Linked DNA regions of Mus musculus: region 1 is linked to region 2. A link is a contact called in ENCODE POLR2A ChIA-PET data. All regions are on one chromosome and are shown on one strand. Each heading gives the region's core, a stretch centred on a gene start or an enhancer-like site at or near the end of the contact. The rest is flanking DNA. Distances are from core to core; before and after follow the strand shown.

What was found. ChIA-PET counts read pairs that join two places held with the same protein, here RNA polymerase II (POLR2A).
Region 1: POLR2A ChIA-PET joins it to region 2 with 11 read pairs in Patski. The contact joins the promoter of Mob1a here to the enhancer-like site in region 2. POLR2A ChIA-PET finds 5 or more read pairs at or near these places in 3 of 5 experiments (Patski and embryonic stem cell).

What each region holds. Positions count from the first base shown.
Region 1 is chr6:83,324,210-83,328,308 of GRCm38, reverse strand. It overlaps Mob1a (MOB kinase activator 1A), which reads right to left and starts at 2,270. Exons shown (of 6, transcript NM_145571.2): 1 at 2,042-2,270. The coding sequence starts at 2,055. It also overlaps a transcript of Mthfd2 not described here.
Region 2 is chr6:83,266,164-83,270,430 of GRCm38, reverse strand. It overlaps Slc4a5 (solute carrier family 4, sodium bicarbonate cotransporter, member 5), which reads right to left. Exons shown (of 25, transcript NM_001166067.1): 9 at 2,871-3,025; 10 at 2,049-2,237. Among named protein-coding and RNA genes, the nearest start is that of Slc4a5, 31 kb to the right of the region's middle. Within about 2 kb of position 2,155, at least 1 of the 3 ENCODE cell types and tissues checked has a DNase peak (open chromatin) inside an H3K27ac peak, as active enhancers do.

The DNA of each region.
Region 1 (4,099 bases), core at 1,021-3,520, 58 kb before region 2:
AGTAAAAAATTATGAAAGTACTAGACTAAATATCATACTTTATAAAGAACTATATACATTAGAAGGATCACCCCAGGAACACATGGAGACAGGAAACTGAATAACAGGAAACTGAATATGGAAAATTAACATTAAATGATTTCTTAAGATTCAATAAGATCTTCATATGATAAATTGAGGTTTGTGCTTCAAGGGCTGAAGAGATGGCTCAGTAGTTAAGAACACTTGCTGTTCTTGCAGAGGACTGGGGTATACAGCTCCCAGCACCCACATGGTGGCTCACAACCATCCACAACTCCAGTCCCATGGGATTTGATGCCCTCTTCTGGCATCCGTGGGTACTGGATGTACATGGTATACATACATACATACATACATACAAGCAAAACACTCATACTCATAAAATGAAAGTAAATCCTAAACTGGGTATACTGGTATACATCTTTAATCCCAGCACTCTGGAGGGAGAGCGAGGCAGATCTCTGGGAGGTCAGCCTGGTTTACATAGTTAGCTCCAGGACAGCCAGAGCTACATTGTGAAACCCTATCTCAAAAAAAAAAAAAAACCAAACAAGCAAAAAAAAAAAAAAAAAAAAAAAAAAAAAACTAAATAACTAAATAAATCTTTGAAAAATACACTTACATTCTTCTAATGATGCCATCAAAACAGTTAAAATAACGCTGAGGATGGAAGAAGTCACAGATGTAATGAGACACTCATATCCAAAATACATAAAGAATTCTTACAACTGAAACCAAAAAGTCAGACGGACACAACCACTGCACCATATACACACGTGGAAATGTCACAGTGAAACCCATTAATTTGTACAATTAACAGATGCTAACAAAATAAAGAACAATCTGATTTTAAAATAGGAAAAGGATCTCAATAAACTCTATCCACAAATAGTCTGAAAACACAAAATACAGACACAGACACACACACACACACACACACACACACACAAACGATGCTTAACATTGCTGGTCATTGGGAGAATGTAAATCAATAAATTCCACTTCACCCTCAGATCTATCAGTGGTAATTACCAGGCAGGTGTGAACTGAAGAATTCTGAAAACTCAATACAATGAGAATGGGATGTTAAATGCAGTGCAGGCTTTAGAAGGCTTGGCAGTGCCTCAAAGGCTAACATGCAAAAACCTCACTAAGACCCAGGAGATACCATCACACACACATACCCAAAAACCTATAACCAGCTGCTCACAGCAGCGTTATTCAGAATAGCCAAAGAGTGGGAAAAACTGTCCATCGGTTTAAGTTATAAATAAAAACTTCCATTTACCTCACCTGGCTGAAGAGCTATGGACAGTCCACAAGAAGAGTCAGGTTTTTCAGGGACAAGCTCAAATAGACTCATAATGAAATAGTCAGCTCTACACCCAAGTACATACAGACGACACTAACTGGATCCATTACGTATGTATGTTGTATAGACGTAATATAGAATATAGATAAGAGAACATGAATTTGAATGGGAGATGAGAGGGCACTGGAGGAGTTAGAAATGAAAATACGCATCTATTAAGTTCTCAAAAAAAATAAAAACCTTAAAAAAAATTCACATGTGGGCCGAGATGAAAGCACCCACCTTTAATCCCAACATCTAAGAGGGCTCGAGGCCAGCCTGGGCTACATAGCAAGACCATTTCTCAAAACAAAACCCCCACATTTAAAGGAGGCCTGTCCTAGTGGCCGAGGCTGTATCCTGGCTCCTTGGGAAAGCAGAGGCAGGAGGAGTCCAGGTTCAAGCCCCGCCTGGGCTAAGAGAAAAGTCACATTGGAAGGAGCAATGCCCTCTTCCCAAATGCAAACCTGTGGGAAGCCACTGAGAACCTGCGCCTTTCTTTCTCAGCCTGGTCTGGTCACCGAGGCACTGCACATTTTCCTGCGCTAGCCGATCCCGGGGCGGCAGGCCCGGAGCAGCCCTAGGTCGGGCTCCGCCCTCCGCTTGGCCCCTCGGCCCGGCCCTGCCGACCGACACCCGCCCCGCCCCGGCCCGGCCCGGCCCACTCACAAGAGGAAGCTCATCCTCGCTAGCCCGAGGGGCCGTGGCCCCCGCCCCGTCAGACTCGGCGCCGCCGCGGGCACCGGGAGGCAGAGGACGGTCCGCGGCTCTACAGGGCTGCCGAAGCTTCACGGCCCGGGTTTGGTACCGAGTTCCAGCCGCCGCGACCAAGCACCGACCGCGGGCTCCTCCGCGCTGCCTCCCACAGCTCCGCGAGCCAAAATGCGGAACCAAGAGGATCTCGCGAGACCGGGCTTCTTCCCGTCCCGCTGAGCTTCACCCTGCCCCTTCCTGAGCTCAGCCAATCAGTATTCTGTGGGCACGGGAGGGAAATGGGGCCAACTAGGCGCCGCTGTCAACTGTTCCGTGGCCGAGGGACGTCTGCCAGCGCTACTTGGTGACTGTTTCGCTATTTAGAAAAACTTGATGTCTTCTCCTAAAGGAATGCTATTCTGGCCACCTCGCCTGTTGATGGACACCTGGGAGGTTTCTACACACACACTGTAACGCTGCTATGAATGTCCATGTGCATGTTCCGTGTGGGAGGATATGTTGACACCAGGTGACACTATGGTAGAATGAAGAAAAGAGGGGGGAGAAAAAAAACCTGTGGAAATAAATGAAACTGCAGATGCGCAGTGGCAAAGATCCAGTATTTTGCCGGTGGTTTAAAACCATTTGAATGCCACCTGTCACATTAATGTCATCAATTTTATTTTATCAACTTTTGGGTTCCTGTTTGTTTGCGTGTTGTTCCTTGGTTGAGACAGGATCTCAGGTGTTCCAGGCTGCCCAGGCTGGTTTAAAGTTTACTATGTCGCCAAGGATGACCCTGACCTCCTGACCGTCCTGCGTCTGCTTCCCAGGTGCGGGAATTACAGGCTTGAGCTACCACCTGCCTCCTTCTATTAACTTTTTAAACCACCTTTTATACATTTGTATTTATTAGTGTGGTATGTAGTAGTAGCTGGTTCTCCTTTTCTACCTTGATGGGGGGGGGGGCAGCCTAGGTTATCAGGATTATTCAGTAAGCTTTTTCTTTTCTTTCTTTCCTTTTTTTCACTAACTTCTGTAAATTTGTATGTGATTTAGAGTATGTGCCTTGATATATTTTTTGAATCTTTTGTTTGTTTGTTTTTGGTTTTGTTTTTTGTTGGTTTTTTTTGTTTGTTTGTTTTCCTGGTTTTTTGAGACAGGGTCTCTATGTAGTCCTGCTGTCCTGGAACTTGTTTTGTAGATCAGGCTGGCCTCGAACTAACAGATATCTTCCTGCCTCTGCCTCTTGTCCTTTTATTTGTTTATTTTTTTCATAAGTATATTTTTAAATAACATATTATTAAGGTTTGAGTCTGTGTCCTTATGTTTATATCAAGTCAGGACAAGCATGATGATACACAGCTTCTTTAATCCCAGCACTGGGAGGTAGAGGCAGATGGGTCTTTGTGAGTTCATGGCCAGCTTGGTCTGCATAGCATGTTCTAGGACAGCCATGACTACATAGAAAGACTCTCAAAAATTATATGTGTGTGTGTATGTATGTGTGTGTATGTATATATATATATATATGTATATGTGTGTATACATATATGACATTATATGTATACACACACATATATATATATATGTATATAACTATAAAAATATGATGTGAGAGGCTTGATTAAGAGCACTTAATACCTGTATAGTATAGTACCTGAGTTCAGGGTCCAGCATGCACACTGTCTGTAACTATCTGTAACTTCATTTCCAGAGCATCTAACACTCTCTTCTGACCTCCACGGGCATCAGGCATACATGCATGTCACATGCATGTAAGCTGGCAAAACACTTATAAAATAAAAAAAAATCTTCTTTTAAAAAGGAAAAAAATGCTGGGTGTGGTGGTGCACGCCTTTAATCCCAGCACTCGGGAGGCAGAGACAGGCAGATTTCTGAGTTCGAGGCCAGCCTGGTCTACAAAGTGAGTTCCAGGACAGCCAGGGCTACACAGAGAAACCCTGTTTCAGAAAAAAAAAAAAAAAAAAAAAAAAAAAGCAGACTAAATGAACTCCAGGTTTGTTGTTTGTT
Region 2 (4,267 bases), core at 906-3,405:
TTAAGAATGAGCCAGTGCCACTATTGCATATGCCAGCAAGATTTTGCTGAAAGGACCCTGATATAGCTGTTACTTGTGAGGCTATGCCAGTGCCTGGCAAACACAGAAGTGGATGCTCACAGTCAGCTATAGGATGGAACACATGGCCCCCAATGGAGGAGCTAGTGAAAGTACCCAAGGAGCTGAAGGGATCTGCAACCCTATAGGTGGAATAACAATATGAACTAACCAATACCCCCAGAACTTGTGTCTCTAGATGCATATGTAGAAGATGGCTTAGTCCGCCATCATTGGGAAGAGAGGCCCCCTTGGTCTTGCAATCTTTATATGCCTCAGTACAGGGGACCGCCAGGGCCAAGAAGTGGGAGTGGGTGGGTAGAGGAGGGAGGGGAGGGTATAGGGGACTTTCGGGATAGCATTTGAAATGTAAATGAAGAAAATACCTAATAAAAATTGGAAAAAGAAGGCAGTGGTGGCACACATCTTTGATCTCAGCACTTGGGAGGCAGAGGCAGGCGGATTTCTGAGTTCGAGGGCAGTCTGGTCTACAGAGTGAGTTCCAGGACAGGAGGGCTACACAGAGAAACCCTGCCTCGAAAAGAGAGAGAGAGAGAGAGAGAGAGAGAGAGAGAGAGAGAGAGAGAGAGAGAGAGAGAGAGAGAGAGAGAGACTGGGGAAAAAAATGAGCCAGAGCTTAATGCTCTCGTGTCTTGATACAATGTATCTGTGGATACAATGTAACCAGTTCCCTCCAACTCCTGCACTTTGACTTTCCCAGCATGAGCTGCTGTTACTTAAACTTCGAACCTTTCTCCCTTCAGTTGCTTTTGTCAGAGAATCTTATCACAGCGAGAAAGACTCAGCACACAGCTTCATTCCCAACGGCTTCGGTTGCACAGAGCCTTGTACTTCTCTGGACTTCCCTAAACCTAGGTCAACCTAGGTGACTCCAAGAGCAGCCAGGGAACTCAGGCCAGGAAAGTTTTTTCTTGTTCCCCAGAAGAAAGAAAAATGAAGCTTTAAAAAAAAAATTAAGATTTCAAGATCTTGCTTCTTTTTAAAAGATACATTAAATCTCCAACCTCTGGTATACTTGTGAATATGGTTTTACTTAGAAAGTCTCTGGGTTGAGAATGAAGCTCAGTTGGTAATGTTTGCCTGGTAGGCATGAAGCCCTGGTTTATAAGACAAGCATGGTGGTGCCTGTGAATTCAGCACTGGAGAGGAAGGGGCGGGGGCACCATCAATTTAAAATCATCCTTAGCTATAGCAAGCTTGAAGTCAACCTGGGTTACTTGAGACCACAAAGGGGCGGGAGAGGGAGGCAGAGAGGATGTAATTAAGTTACAATGAACTCATTAAGAATGCTTTGATCCAGCCATTATAGAAACCAGGCAATACTATCCAAAGATATCACACAGGGACAAGGCCATGGAAATTTATACACAAAAACTGAGGTGACACAACAGCCAAATCAAGGAGTGCTATGAGACTCCTGGCTGTCTTTCAAGGAGAGGAAGGACGTTCCTAGAGGCTCAAAGGCAGTGGTGCACTGCTGGCATCTTTATTTAAGGAGTAGGGTTGAGATAGGGCCTCACACTATATAACACAGGCTGGCCTGGAACTTGCAACAATCCTCCTGCCTCAGTCTTTCCAGTGCCAGGAATTAGAGGTAGGATCCACAAAGGCTCTGCTCCCTGGTGACATCTCCATTTTAACCTTCTGATCTCACACTCATGTGAAAATGGACGTCAGTAATTTTACACTACCTTGCTTGTGATACGTTGTTTCTGCCGCTATAGGATACAATTACTAAAGAATGCCTAGAGAAATGTTTCGGTTCCTTCCTCACGGGTGGGATCCTTCTGTTCATCTCACCCCACACAATTCTGTCAGAGCCACACGATTCACTAGAGTGCGGGACGACTGCAGTGGTCAGATCCCCGTCCCTAAGGGGCGCTGCACACAGCAGCGAGAGGATCGCTAACAGGACCGGAAGAAGGAAGGGTTCAGGACAGCAGGCTCTCTGCCAGGTGTGGAGCGGGCACCTTCCGGTCCAGATCAGCTCCTCCCCGATTTCGTGCATAGCTGGCATCTCAGCTTCGTCGCCACTGCCCACTCCGCCAGCCCCGCTGCCTCCAGCCCCTCCGCCACTGCCGCCTCCTCCAGCCGAGGCTCCGCCTCCGCCCACAGAGCCATTCATCTGGCCCGGCTCTGCCAGAGAGAACACAGATTTCCTGAAAGAGAAGGCAGATGGGGCAGAGCAGGGCTCTCAATGCTGGGAAGAGCCCAGTCCCTCAGGACTGTCCCCTTCCCCCTCAAAAAACAAACAAACAACCCAACCTACTATCTACTATCTTGAAAAGCGGGGGGGGGGGGGGGGGGGGGGGGGGGAATGAAGATGGGGGTGGGGAGAGAGCTCAGCTGTTTAAAGCATTTGCCACACAAACAAGAGGGCAAGAGCTGGGTTCCTAGAAGCCATTTGATGATCAGGTGGACAAGGCAGCCACTTGGAATTCCAACACAGGGGAACCCCAGAACAAGCTAGAACAAGACTATCTAAATCTGTCTGCAGCATTGGGTTCACTGAGAGATTCTGCCTCAGTGAATAAGGTGGAGAGCAAAGAAAAATTCCCTGGTGCCACCGTCAGGGCCTCTACATATGCACCCACACATATTCAGACGTGAACGCACATTGCACATACCACAGAAAGACAGAAAATGATTCAGTAATATGCATCCCCCTACACAGTCCCCACTCCTGACTTTAGAGCTGTTCATAAGTGGCCGTGTTGGCTTCTGATTTGCTACAGGGAGAAGAAAATGCCGGATGTGGAGTACCCTCTGCTGCTCTTATCCCGAACACACACCTCTTGTCAGCTGAGGGAACTTTCTTGGGTGGCTCAATTCTGATGTTTGGGTCCCACTCTCCAGGGGGAAGGACAATGACCTCGTCTAGAAATTCATCAATCCCTGCGATCAGATCTTCTCGGTTCCGAGCTTTATAAGCCACATCGCTGAATAGCTGGTGAGGAATGGAGAAGGATAAAAAAGCAGAAAGGAGAAAAGAGGGCTCAGTCCTCCCCTCCTGGGAGTGAGCACATCACAGCTATCTTTAAAGGAACCAATTCTAGCCATTTCTCAGGATGCCCACTTGGTTCCAGTGGGTGGATAAGGACAAAGGACAGTAAGGGAAATAGGGAACAATAGGAAAGAGCCAGTTCCAAGAGCAGGCGGTCATCTGAGATCAGAAACCTATGCCTCCGAGATACATTAGAGACAAGCAAGCATAGGGAATAGCTTACCAACCTGGGACTCCTCTTAATGTGGGCTACCTACATTCACCTCTTCTAATAGTGCATTTAGCAGCCTAGAACCTTTATACTATACTATGTACACATATGCCTTTCTGCACATATACCTAGCAATTTATTAGCAACCTAGGGCCCTCACCTGCACTGAGCTGTACACACACTCCACTCTGAACAATGGAACTGTCTCCTCCCCTTAACAACCATCAAACATAGATAAATTCTACTCAATGATACTCTCCTTGTGTCTGGATAAGAAACTAGGGACGTCCTGAGCTAGGTTTTTATAATAAATCAAACTTCTTATACCTATGCAAAATTAGGTATACATATGATCAAAATCAGATGTGTGATGGGAAGGGACATTCACAACAGAAAGATGGTCATATAATTTAGTCTGTCATTTAGAGAACCACCCATACTAACACTCCACCTTCCTCTGAACCCCATAAAACAAACCCCAAACAATAGTTGGGGTCTCTGGGTACCCTCACTCATGTGGCCCACAGTCACTCTTGACTGTACCTGACCTGTTCTGTCTCTTTGCTTTGAATCAAGTCCCCCTACTGCTTCTGCAAATCTTTGTGTGGCTGTATACCAAGTCTTTGAGCAAGGGCCAAGGAACCTGGGCACGCTCATCCTAGATGCCGACCCCAGCTAAGACTACTGTAGGACGTCTGCTGAGTTCCCCCATCTTCTTCATTTCTGTTTTCCACAGAGCAAGCACACAAGAAAACCTCTACAGAGCCCAGTTTGAGTCCAGTTTTCAAATCCATTCATTACTGCCCATACTTTTACCCTGGAGCAGGTCAGGCTACAAAAAGACTTGCAGATTTGGTGGGGTCATTCATGTGCTTAAAGACCTCCAGCTCCCCAATGATCTGGGGACAGAACAGGACCCTTAGGCTCCTGCCTGTCCCAGGGTGTGTATGGCCTCTGGCTCAGGTCACTGCCCT